Regions from separate parts of the Homo sapiens genome. Here region 1 is linked to region 2. The links are chromatin contacts, found by Hi-C in ENCODE. All regions are on one chromosome and are shown on one strand. Each heading gives the region's core, a stretch centred on a gene start or an enhancer-like site at or near the end of the contact. The rest is flanking DNA. Distances are from core to core; before and after follow the strand shown. Region 1 holds the start of ZNF391 (zinc finger protein 391). Region 2 holds the start of HFE (homeostatic iron regulator).

What was found. A loop is a pair of places that touch in the nucleus more often than their neighbours do. Pooled maps may share reads with other maps.
Region 1: a pooled map of heart left ventricle shows a loop between it and region 2 (4-fold over the local background). The contact joins the promoter of ZNF391 here to the promoter of HFE in region 2. A Hi-C loop is called at or near these places in 1 of 168 maps with a recorded cell type or tissue (breast epithelium) and 1 of 50 pooled maps.

The regions. Positions count from the first base shown.
Region 1 is chr6:27,386,998-27,393,188 of GRCh38, reverse strand. It overlaps ZNF391 (zinc finger protein 391), which reads right to left and starts at 4,430. Exons shown (of 3, transcript NM_001076781.3): 1 at 4,114-4,430.
Region 2 is chr6:26,085,141-26,091,104 of GRCh38, reverse strand. It overlaps HFE (homeostatic iron regulator), which reads right to left and starts at 3,676. Exons shown (of 6, transcript NM_000410.4): 1 at 3,589-3,676; 2 at 1-264. The coding sequence starts at 3,664. It also overlaps HFE-AS1.

The sequences.
Region 1 (6,191 bases), core at 3,181-5,680, 1.3 Mb before region 2:
TATCATACTGTACAGTGCAAGAGTCTCAAAGTGTAGTTGTTTTTTCATTTCAAATAAGCTCATTATATATACAACTGTATTATGCATTAGATGTGTTTGTGCATGTGACACATATGATAGACACATACAAACTCCACTAGGGAAACTTTCTACCTAGAAAAAATGAAAAAAGAACTTGTGAAAGGAATCTAACTTGGAAGTAGTCTCCAGAAATGGTCTTTCTTTGGGCCTGCCTATTCTAAGAATTGTATGAATATTGACTCATTTATTGTTCACAATAACTCTGAGGGGAATTATTATTATTCCTGCAATACAAAAAAATAGTGTGAAGTACAGAGAAGTTAAGTAATTTGGCACAAGGCCAAGTAATAAATCCTAGATTCAAACTCATTATACTATACAGTATGTGTTGCTTCTCAACAGACAGGGAAAGAATGCCTGAATCACACTTTCTGTTTAGCGGCCTGTAAATGGCCAAGAAACTAAACTCCACTGATGTCAGAAGGTTATCAGCATGATCTTGACTTCAGAGTGCTGTAGGGGTATAGAGAGTGACTGCCTCCCAGACCCAGTCCCTGAAAGGCTGCAGTAAATCTCAGCCTCACTAACAGCCCTATCTATGTAACCGATGGAGTAAAGTCTCTGGCTTTGGCTCATACCTATAATCCCAGCACTTTGGGAGGCCGAGGTAGGCAGATCACCTGAGGTCAGGAGTTCGAGACTAGCCCAACATGGTGAAACCCCATCTCTAATACAAATATAAAAATTAGCCAGTCATGGTGGCACACACCTGTAGTGCCAGATACTCAGGAGGCTGAGGCAGAAGAATTGCTTGAACCTGGGAGGTAGAGGTTGCAGTGAGCCAAGACTGTACCACTGCACTCTGGCCTGGGCGACAGAGCAAGACTCCATCATCTCAAAAAAAATAAAATCAATAAAGTCTCTGGCCTCCACTGAAGTGCAAGTGGCATCCTCAGCACAATTCAGGGAAACATCAGATAGAGGCCCAGAGCTATAGGCACTGACTAGGTAATCTGGATTTTGGTTATAGCTCCATTGGTAGCTATATAGAAACCAGGGAAAAATAAACAATCTGGTTTTATGTCTCCTCACCTGCAAAATGAAGATGCTGGACTTGATTGGTCCAAAGCTATCGGATACCTAGTAGTTTAACTTTAGATCCCAAACTTTGAGGCACATAGCCATCTGCTTAGACTAAGGGGAGAGAACTAGAATGAATCTACTCTTTTTCAAATCCTCGGAGACATGTAAGATCTCAAGGTCCGTGTTTCAGATGAAACCATTCAAGAAATAGGCCAAAAAAAAGCCTGTGTTCATTAATCATCTAATGATGAATTAGAGTGAGGGAGTGTTGAAGATATTAAGGACAGTCAACAGGCAAATGAAGAATAGTCCCCTTGGCAAAATTTGGCAGACTCATCTAAGAACGGAAGTTCCTTTAAAAGAGAAATAAATGTGTCTCTGGTTGGTATGATGAAACACACGTTCAGAAAAGAGGGAAGAATACTTAACTCATGTGGAATATGGATCTTATGGAGAGGTAGACAGTTGCCTTTCCATCTTCTGCCTCCTCTTGGTTTTATTTTTAATGAAAGGCAGAAATGGGCAAAGGTCATAGTCCAAGGCATCCAGAACCTCTGTCTAGTAATGTCCACATCTAGCCTGTTGAATGCAACCCTAAGGATTAAGAAGTAATGATTGGGAGGCCAAGACAGGTGGATCACCTGAGGTCAGGATTTCAAGACCAGCCTGGCCAACATGGGGAAACCCTGTCTCAACTAAAAATACAAAAAAATTAGCTGGGCGTGGTGGTGGGCACCTGTAATCCCAGCTACTTCAGGAGGCTGAGGCAGGAGAATCGCTTGAACCCAGCAGGCGGAGGTTGCAGTGAGCCAAGATAGTACCATTGCACTCCAGCCTGAGCGACAAGAGCGAAACTCTGTCTCAAAAAAAAAAAAAAAAAAAAGTACAATGAATGCCCCAAAGTAATCCCATCTCCTCTCAGATATAAAGAAAATGACAATGGACAGTTATGTCTGGGTTTCAAGTTCATCTTTTATGATAAAAGACAGATCTGAGCCAATTCCAAACTTTCTCTAAACCCTTTAGGTGATCCAGCCTCTTTGACGTTCTCTTCATATGGGGTATGAGTTCAAAGACACTATGGCACTAGTCCCCTTACTTCTTCCTGAGGGTCAAAATAGAAGACAGATGACACTGCTTACAGCTGCACTTCCTTGGTCAAGTCACTTTTCTGAAAAATCTCGTCCCACATTATAAAACACCATTACTAGCATGTGCTTGTCTTTTCTTACAAAACTTTCATCAATACTGCAAGTTAAACTATGGCAAAACATTTACAATAAAGAATATCATATATAGTATAAGGGAGATGATGCTATTGCTGTGCTCATCTCACATCAATGAATTTGAAAACTGTGATGGTGTATGTTTAAGGAAAGATGCTGTCAGAGGATTTATGAGTCTCCCTTCAGCAGCTGCTGCTCTAGAGCATGGAGAGATGCATTCTTTTTCCTGGCTTTGGAGGATGTATGTAAGATGGGAAAAGGAAGTCTAGCGGATGTGACAAAAGTTTCAGGGATAGCCCCCAAACATATTTCAGAGATGCTAGGAGGTTAGGGCTATACCTTTATCCAGAGTCCATCCAAGGGATTCCTCCACCATAATGTGGAAAGTTGCCTCTCCTTTTCTCCTTTCTTCCTCATACTTTCATTATTTGAGTCACCTTACTGCTCTCTGGATACTGTATCCCTACAAAATCATTATTCTCTTAAGTGGTCACAACATGCTGCAGCCCTAGCCAACCTGGTGGTTTGCTATTCCTTTATGTGACTCAAACTTTTTAGCACTAACAGCGCTGGCCACCACAGTTACCCTAATTATCTAAAATTCTTTTGACATTGCTTGTCTCTCCTATAATCAATTCCTGATCCAGGGATAATTCTCCTTTATTTTCTACCCCCTTCAGAAGGAAGAAGGTTTTGAAGGGTCAGGAATAGGGCTTCTCTGGGTGCTTTGTTTTGTGGCACTAGGTTGATTGCTTCCTGGAGCCTTTGCCAATCCACAAAGCAATCAGCAGAACTGCCTGGGCAGCCTCAGTTTAATCACAGAATAGAGAAAATCTTGTCCTACCAAAGGTGATCTTCAGGTAACAATGTTCCCAGATATTGGCTCAAAGCACAAACTCACACATAAAGCACAAACTCAATGATCCACAGTAACTGTCAATACACCCACAACAAATAATTAACAACTACTTTATTCAAGTACCAACCTTCATCATCAGAAACATAAACTAAGGACTGGCACTCAAGCAAGTACTTCTCTTTTTTGGGGGGGAGGGGCGCGGAGTTTCACTCTTGTTGCCTACGCTGGAGTGCAGTGGCGTGGTCTCTGCTCGCTCCAACCTCTGCCTCCCGGGTACAAGTGATTCTCCTGCCTCAGCCTCCCGAGTAGCAGGGATTACAGGCGCGCGCCACCACTCCCACCTAATTTTTGTATTTTTAGTAGAGAACGGGTTTCACCGTATTGGCCAGGCTGGTCTCGACCTCAGGTGATCCGCCCGCCTTGGCCTCCCAAAGTGCTGGGATTACAGGCGTGAGCCACTGCGCCCGGCCAAGCAAGTACTTCATCTCTGTGTGCCTCAATTTCCTTATCTGTAACATGGGCATAATAATAGTACATTACTTCATAGGGTTGATGCAAGGATTAAATGAGTTAATGCAGGTAAAAACTCTTGGAGCAGTGCCTGCACTCAGTAAGCACCTGGGAAACACCCCAGTACCGAAGACCTCCCTCGCCCAGCTAGAGGGGAAGCAGGGAGCAACCCTGCTCTTTTTCATCTCCCAGGGATACACCCGGGGAAAACCACTGGCTGTCACTGCCGCAGAGGGACTAGGCTGGCCCGCCAGTGAGACGAGCGCTGGGGGCTTCATGACCCCACGCCACGCGGCGTCCCAACCGTGGAGGTGCCTCCTGACCCGACCTGCAGCCAAACCACACGCGACCCTTTCGCCCGTTTCCTTCGAAGAACCCGTGTTTCCGCTTTCCAGAACCTCTAAGAGCACCCACCTTGGTCCCGGGGCCCTGTAAGCCTCACTCACCGGCCGCCTCCGGCCGAGTACCCCCGACACACCCCGGGCGGGTCCCGCACTTGGAGCGGAACCTGAGTGCGCTGGGCTTGGGGAAGTCGGAAGGATTAAAGAGAAACCCATGCGTCGAACCGCTGCTCCAACGCCCATCAGGTTCCCTAAGATCACAGGCACTCTTCCACTCAGACTGCTGCTGATCATGCTCTGCTCGGTATGCGGGACCAGTCATTGTCTGGGCAGTCGCCTGGACCTAAGTCTCCTGACGCGGACGACCAGTTGCAAAACAGAGACCACACTGAGACTGAGCAACGTATCAGCAGCGGTCGCAGCTCTGCGCTTGCGCCTGAGAGCCAGCTACAGCAGGGCTGTGCTGGGATTCACTTTCGTGGAAGGTTTTGCAAAGCCCCTCCCCTGGTATGCGAGAGGCTGAGAGGTTGGCGCTAGAGGCAAGAGGAAGGGGGTCTGCGAGAGGTGCCGAAGACCACCTTAATACACTGCAAAGTATAGCCTAGACCGGTGGTTCACAGAGTTTTAAATAGCGTACACAAATAAATCACCAAGTGAGCTTGTTAAAATACAGCTTCACAAGATTTACACTCCGAGATTGACTCGTTGGCCCGGAACATTGCATTTTCAAGGGGCACCCCAGATGATTCTGATGCAAGTGGTCTCTCCAGCCTGTCTGGAGAAACTGGCTCCGTTGCACAATCTAGTTGCTTAAATACTGTTAAATGCAAGACATGTCTCAAATTTCACCAAAAGAAAAAAATGAATAAAATCAGGACACTACCCTAATCTAGTAGATTTTTTAAAATTCCAGATAATTTTAATATAAGGTAATGAAGTTGCACAATGTGCCCTGGGAGTTCAGAGCAGGGGAAACTTATGGAACGAGGGACACTGGAGTGGTTTGACTAATGGAAGATTTAATGGAAAACATAAAGGAGGGCAACCTTACAAATAGTTGAGGAACTAGAAGAGTGGAAAGCATGTGCAAAACTGCAGGTCTGATACATGACAGCTGTGCACAAGTACCATAGAAACATCAAGTAAGTATAAAGCATGAGCCATGAAGTACAAAGGAGCAGGATCCAAATTATAAAGCTGGAAAGAATTAGATAAAGTCTAATTTTATCATTTCCTATTTTTAAAAATTAAAAACACTTTCAAACTGTGGTAAACTATGCACAACATTAAAGTTACCATTTTAAAGTCATACAGTAAAGTTTTTAGCGTATTCACAACAGCACCGTCACTATCTAATTCTAGAACATTTTCGTCATCCCTAAAGATGCCCATTGAGCAGTCTCTATTCCCTGCTCCCCACAGTCCCTGGTAACCTTTATTTTACACTATGTTTCTATGAATTTGCCTGTTCTAGATATGCCATATAAGTAAAATAATACAATATTTGTCTATTTATGTCTGGATTATTTTTAATTAGCATAAAGTTTTCAAGGTTCATTCATACTGCAGCATGTATCCTTCATGCCTTTTAATGGCTAAATAATATTCCTTCGTGTATATGTGTGTGTTTATACACAAACAGTGTATAAATATACATACATAATATTTTGTTTATCCATTAATCTCTTGTTGAACACTTGGGTGGTTCCTGCCTTTTGGCCATTGTGAATAATGCTGCTGTGAACATTGGTGTACAAGTATCTGAGTCACTGTTTTCAATTCTTTGGGTATACACCTAGGCATTGAATTGCTATATCATATGGTAACTCTGCAATCAGCTTTCTAGAGGAACCATCAAACTGTTTTCCATAATGGCTGCATCGTTTTACATTCCCATCAGCAGTGCAGGAGGGTTCTAGTTCTCCACATCTTTGCTAACACTTGTTAACTTCTGTTTTGTTGTAGTTGTAGTATTATAACCATCATAATGGGTATAAGCTTTATCTCATTGTGGCTTTAATTTGCATTTCCCTAATGGCTAGTGATGTTGAGCATCTTGTCATGTACTTATTTGTGTGTCTTCTTTGGAGAAATGTCTGTTCAAATCCTTTGCCTATTTTTGAATTAGGTTTTGTTGTGTTGCATGAGTTT
Region 2 (5,964 bases), core at 2,427-4,926:
CCTTGCTGTGGTTGTGATTTTCCATAATAGTCCAGAAGTCAACAGTGAACATGTGATCCCACCCTTTCAGACTCTGACTCAGCTGCAGCCACATCTGGCTTGAAATTCTACTGGAAACCCATGGAGTTCGGGGCTCCACACGGCGACTCTCATGATCATAGAACACGAACAGCTGGTCATCCACGTAGCCCAAAGCTTCAAACAAGGAAAGACCAAGGTCCTGCTCTGAGGCACCCATGAAGAGGTAGTGCAGAGAGTGTGAACCTGGAGACAGAGCAACAGGCCTTAACCATGTGTAGTAGGAGGGGAGCAGGATGTTGAGGCTCCACACACCTGCATCAACTCATACCATCAGCTGTGTCTGGTCCTCATTTTGTGAAGGGTGAGTTGCAGTCCTGTCTTTCTTCCATATGACAGTCCTGGGTGCTCTTTCCTTGTGTGCTTTTCTCTGCCACACGTGGCTGCCACCCCCTCACTGCCCCCAGATCCTATTCCAATACTCATGATTAGACAGACTCCACTAAAGCTGGTGGATTCTAGAAAATGTTAAGGTGTGTCTAGCCATGGTAGTTGAACTCAGGAGTTGGTGCTCAGGGCAAATTAGACCCAAATCCTGAGGAATAATTCCTTCAGTTTTTTTTTTTTTTTTTTTTTTTTTTTTTGAGACAGAGTCTCACTCTATCACCCAGGCTGGAGTGCAGTGGCACAATCTCAGCTCACTGCAACCTGCACCTCCTGGGTTCAAGGGATTCTCCTACCTAAGCCTCCTGAAAACCTGGGACTATAGGCGTGCGCCACCACACCAGGCTAATTTTTGTATTTTTAGTAGACATGGGGTTTCACCATGTTGGCCAAGCTTGTCTCAAACTCCTGACCTCAAATGATCTACCTGCCTCAGCCACCAAAGTGCTGGGATTACAGAAGTGAGCCACCGTGCCCAGCCTTGGTCCTGAATTCTTACACTGAACTGCCTATGTGGCCTCACCACTTGGAAGCCTGACTGGAATCTCAAACTTAACATGTCCAAATGCAGATCCTTGATTTACCCCAAACTGCTCTTTCCTCTGCCTTCACCATCTCAGAAATGGCATTGCCAATTACCCCACTGCTCAGGCCAATAAAATTAAAATAAAGAACAAAGTCAACTTTAACTCTTCTCTTTTTCAGGGGGTCAGGGGAGACAGGGTCTTGCTCTGTCACCTAGGCTGAAGTACAGTGGCACAGTCATGGCTCACTGCAGCCTCAACTTCCTGGGCTCAAGCAATACCCTCCACCTCAGCCTCCCGAGTAGCTAGGATCACAGGTGCATGCCACCACACCCAGCTAATTTTTGTATTTTTTGTAGAGAAGGGGTTTTGCTGTGTTGCCCAGGCTGGTCTTGAACTCCTGAGCTCAGGAATCTGCTCTCCTTGGCCTCCTCCTTGGCATGAGCTACTACACCCAGCCAATTCTTCTCTTTCTCTCACACAACATAGAATCCTTCAGCAACTTCCTTCAGAATATATTCAGGAGACAATGGTTTGTCACTCCCTTTTCTGTTCCCACCCAGCCCACTCCACTACCTCTTGCCTGGACTGTGTAACAGCTTCCTGGCTGGGCTCCCTGCTTTTACTGTTGCTCCCTTCATTCTGCTTTCCACATAGCAGCCAGAGCAATCTTTTAAAAGCCTGTGACAGATCACTGTTACTCCTTGGCTAGAATTCACACCACAGCCTACAGGCGCCTGCACAACCTTGTTTGTGGCTCCTCTTCTGAGCCCATTACCTACTTCTTGGCCTCTACTCCCCAGCACTACTTGTTTATTTTTTTCAACCCGAGCTTCTTAACCAGGAGTTTGTCTACTAGGTGACATGTGGCAAAGTTTAGAGACATTTTTGGTTGTCAAGACTGGGGGAGTGCTCCTAGCACCTAGTGAGTAGGGAGGACAGGATACTGCTAGACATCCTACATGCAGATGGTAGTCCCCCTTCCCACCCCCACGCCGCCCCCCCCCCCCACACACACACACATGAGTAGTGCTGAGAAAACCCGCTTTTTAATCCAACTTGCCAGGCCCACTCAGTTTGCCTGGGAAATACTGCTCCCAGTCAATATCATTCTTATTTCCTTCATGTCTCTGCTCAAGTGTCAGCCCCAGAGTGACTTGCCCTGACTTCTCTGCTTCTCACAACACCCATGATTTCCTGATGTTGTATATCTTTCTGCTCATTTGCTTATTGTCATCTCTCCCACTAGAATGCAAAATATCAAAGGGTAAAGACTTGTTTCCCTGCTCTCTCCCTTGGGGCTTGAACAGTGCAACACATGGCTGGGACTCATTTACACTTGTAAACAATGAATATTTCTGCTCAACATGAAATTTTATTATTCAACCTCTAATGCAGTGTGATGTTTAAGAATCATAGCTATGAAGTGGAGACATGAGCTCTGCCACCAAAGCCCAGTGTACCATTGAATAAATTTGCCAGGAAGCAGGCCGTGCCATGCCTCATTCTTGTCATGTGTAAAATGTGGATACACGTAGTACCAAAACTCAAAGTGCTGTGCTGAGGCCGGCGTGTGACCCACAGAACACTGTGCTACACTACAGGGCAAAATCACTGTCAACTAAGATTAGAAGCAGCTGTAGTACTTGAAATAACATCAGAAAACCAGATTATTTATGTTCTTTGTAACCTGAAAAGAGTTATATAATCTGAATTCCAGTTAACTTCTAGTAAAATAAACGTATTATTAGCTCCTACCTCCCTATGCCTAGTGAAAATCAAATAAGATCAGATATGAATGTAACTTAGAAGTGAGTGCATTGCTTACATGTTCATTATCAGTACTTTGTAGAGAGGCCTCTTAATTACACAGCACATTGCAAATCAATAAAGCCTAGCCGAAAAGAGAATTGTTCAGTTCAAACGTTCAAAACTAACATATACTTAATTTTCCAGGCAAAAGAACAATTGCCAAGAGTGGGGAAAGGCCCGAGGTAGGCCTCTCTCAGGAGCCTCCCACCCTAGAGACCTCCACCCCAGGTCTCACCAAAAGTGGGTGGAATGGTGAAGAATTCAGATCCCCAACGCCACTCTTTCGCGCCCCCACCGCCCAACGCATTCGTTCTGAGGTGGAAACCCCGTGCGGATCCTGCTGTGGGTTTGCTCAGCCTTCTCGGCAAGCACTCAGGGAAGAACTTCCTGTTTGGAGATGACTGGGGAAAAAACTGCACAGCTGACATTGGAAATAAACCCGAGTTCCAGGTTCAAGGAGCCCCAGGCTTAGCTCAGCTCAAGTGAGGAACTACGAGATTTATTTAAAAGCATTCTAGTTGGGGGAAGGGAGTGGGCGGTTCCAAAAGTCACTCCGCAGAGCCGGGACAGCCGGGGGAGGGGGCAGGTCCTGGGGCGAGGGACCCCTATCTGCAGTTCAGTGGTAGGCACTCCCTCACGGGGTCTGGACGCAGAAAGTAGGGAGAGGGGCTTGCGGATAGGGTTGAGCAGGTCCTCCAAAGTTAGCAAACTCCCAAGCGCAAAGAAAAAGCTAGTTTCGATTTTTCCACCCCCGCCGCGCCCCTAGTTCGCCCGCAGCCCTCGGACTCACGCAGCAAGCGCCCCTGCAGGACCGCGGTCTGCAAAAGCATCAGGAGGAGAAGCGCCGGCCTGGCTCGCGGGCCCATTTCCCCAGCTCTGGCCGCACGTCCCCGTTAAATCTCCGCTTCTTTTGGGGGGCGGGGAAACGGGGATGGCTCCAGAAGTCACCCTACAGCTATTGCCTAGGCTCAGGAGATGCCCAGTAAAACTTCCTGGTGAAAAGCAACAGGTCTTTCAGAACTTTAGTTCTCTCTCTCCTACAGCAGAAGGTACCTGCTTGTGAAACACTAGGTGATCCAGTGTCCCCCTTGGTTTTTAAATCCTGAAGGGGTGTTGTTGATTGGGGAAAGTAGCTTCGCAATGTTCTGATCTGAACTTTAGATATTTAAATATTTATGATTTTCAAAATTCAATCATACATTTAAAAATTTTATCTCAACCTTAGACCAACTTATGTCTTATTTGACTTAGAAATATAAAGCTTTTTCATTTTGTTTTTTGATTCAAATTAATTAAGTCATAACATTAACCAATTAGATCCTACTGAAACACCTTCCACAGCCTTCATAATTGAATTATCTGACAAGTGTTTCACAAACTTTACAGTATTGGGATTATCTGGAGAATGATTAAACATATTGAGGCCTGCTCCTAACCCCAGACACACTGATTTAATGGGTAATTGTTAGGTAGTTAGACATTAGCAGTTGGGAGGGGATGACAGAAGAGAGCGGAAAGGCTGTCACTAAGACAGCCACTGGCCCACCTAAATTCAGGCCCAAGACTACCCTAATGCCACCCTAAGGGATGGAGTTTATGATAAAGTCTGTGGCCAAAATATCCTGGAGAAAGAGAAAGGAGGGTACAGGTGGAAATTCCCTAAGGTGGCACATGCCCAACAACACAAAAGCCTGTCTTCAAGTTCACCCCAAGTTCATCATGCCATCATTATAATAGAATTTACATACAGTTTTGCCCCCCCATCCCTGGGAGGCTTTTCTTAACAAATTATAGGTAAGACCATGCACAGTTTAATTTTAGATTGTATAGCTATACACTTCAATCAAATAACATCATCCTGTCACTCAGATACAGCCCAAACCTCAACTCCTCCCCACAAACCCCATAAAAGCACCTTGAGCTCTGTAAAGAAGTGCTGAGTTCACTTCGCAGAAATAAGCCCGCTGTCCCTCAGAGTGTATTATTGTGCTTCAATAAACTTTGCTTTAAGCTTGCATTTTGGTGTTAGTTTGTAGTTCTTTGCTCACTATCACAAGAACTGAGATTGCTGGTTCAGAGCTCCGGCTATAATAATCTCCTCGGTTAAAGGATCCATCCCAATGCATAATTCCCAGTAACAGTATGGGATGCCACCTGGGCAATGGGATTTTAAAAGCTTTCCTTCTCCCTCAACGAAGTTTGGGAATTATTGCCTTAGACATTTCAAACAATATTAATAAATTTAATACACCTGATTTGCTCCAAACCTTTACATATCTAGCAAATTCAACAGGCATTATTTTTGTAAGCATGTATGCAAATTTTGGCAATTCAAGAAAATCAAACAGGATATCAGGGCCTCGACTGTAGGCAAACAGATACAATAACATTGGAAACATGTAGAATATTGATGATGGGCACATTGGGGCTGATAGTACTATTCCTTTTTTTCAATTTTTGGTAAGATATAATTAGCATACCATATAATTCATCTATGTAAAATGCAAAAATTGGCCCGGCTCAGTGGCTCACGCTTGTAATCCCAGCACTTTGGGCGGCCGAGGAAGGCAGATCACCTGAGATCAGGGGTTCGAGACCAGCCTGGCCAACATGGTGAAACCCCGTCTTTACTAAAAATACAAAAATTAGCCGGGCGTGATAGCAGGCAACTGTAATCCCAGCTACATTAGAGGCTGAGGCAGGAGAATCGCTTGAACCCGGGAGGCGTAGGTTGCAGTGAGCTAAGATCGTGCCATCACACTCCAGCATGGGAGACAAGAGCAAGACTTCATCTCAAAAAAAAAAAATTAGCTGGGTGTGGTGGCATGCACCTGTAATTCCAGCTACTCGGGAAGCTGAGACAGGAGAATCGCTTGAACCTGGGAGGCGGAGGTTGTGGTGAGCCGAGATCATGCCATTGCACTCCAGCCTGGGCAACAAGAGCGAAACTCCGTCTCAAAAATAAAATAAATAAAATAAAATGCAAAAATTAATGGATTTTAGTATATTTACAGAGATGTGCAACCATTACCAAAATTTTACATTTCTATCTCCCCAAAAAGAAACCATGTTCCCCTAATTCAGTACCCTTAATTCATCGCCTCCCAGATTCCTCCATTCTCCTCCTCCTCCCCTCCCAGCCCTAGACAATCTTTAATCTACTTTC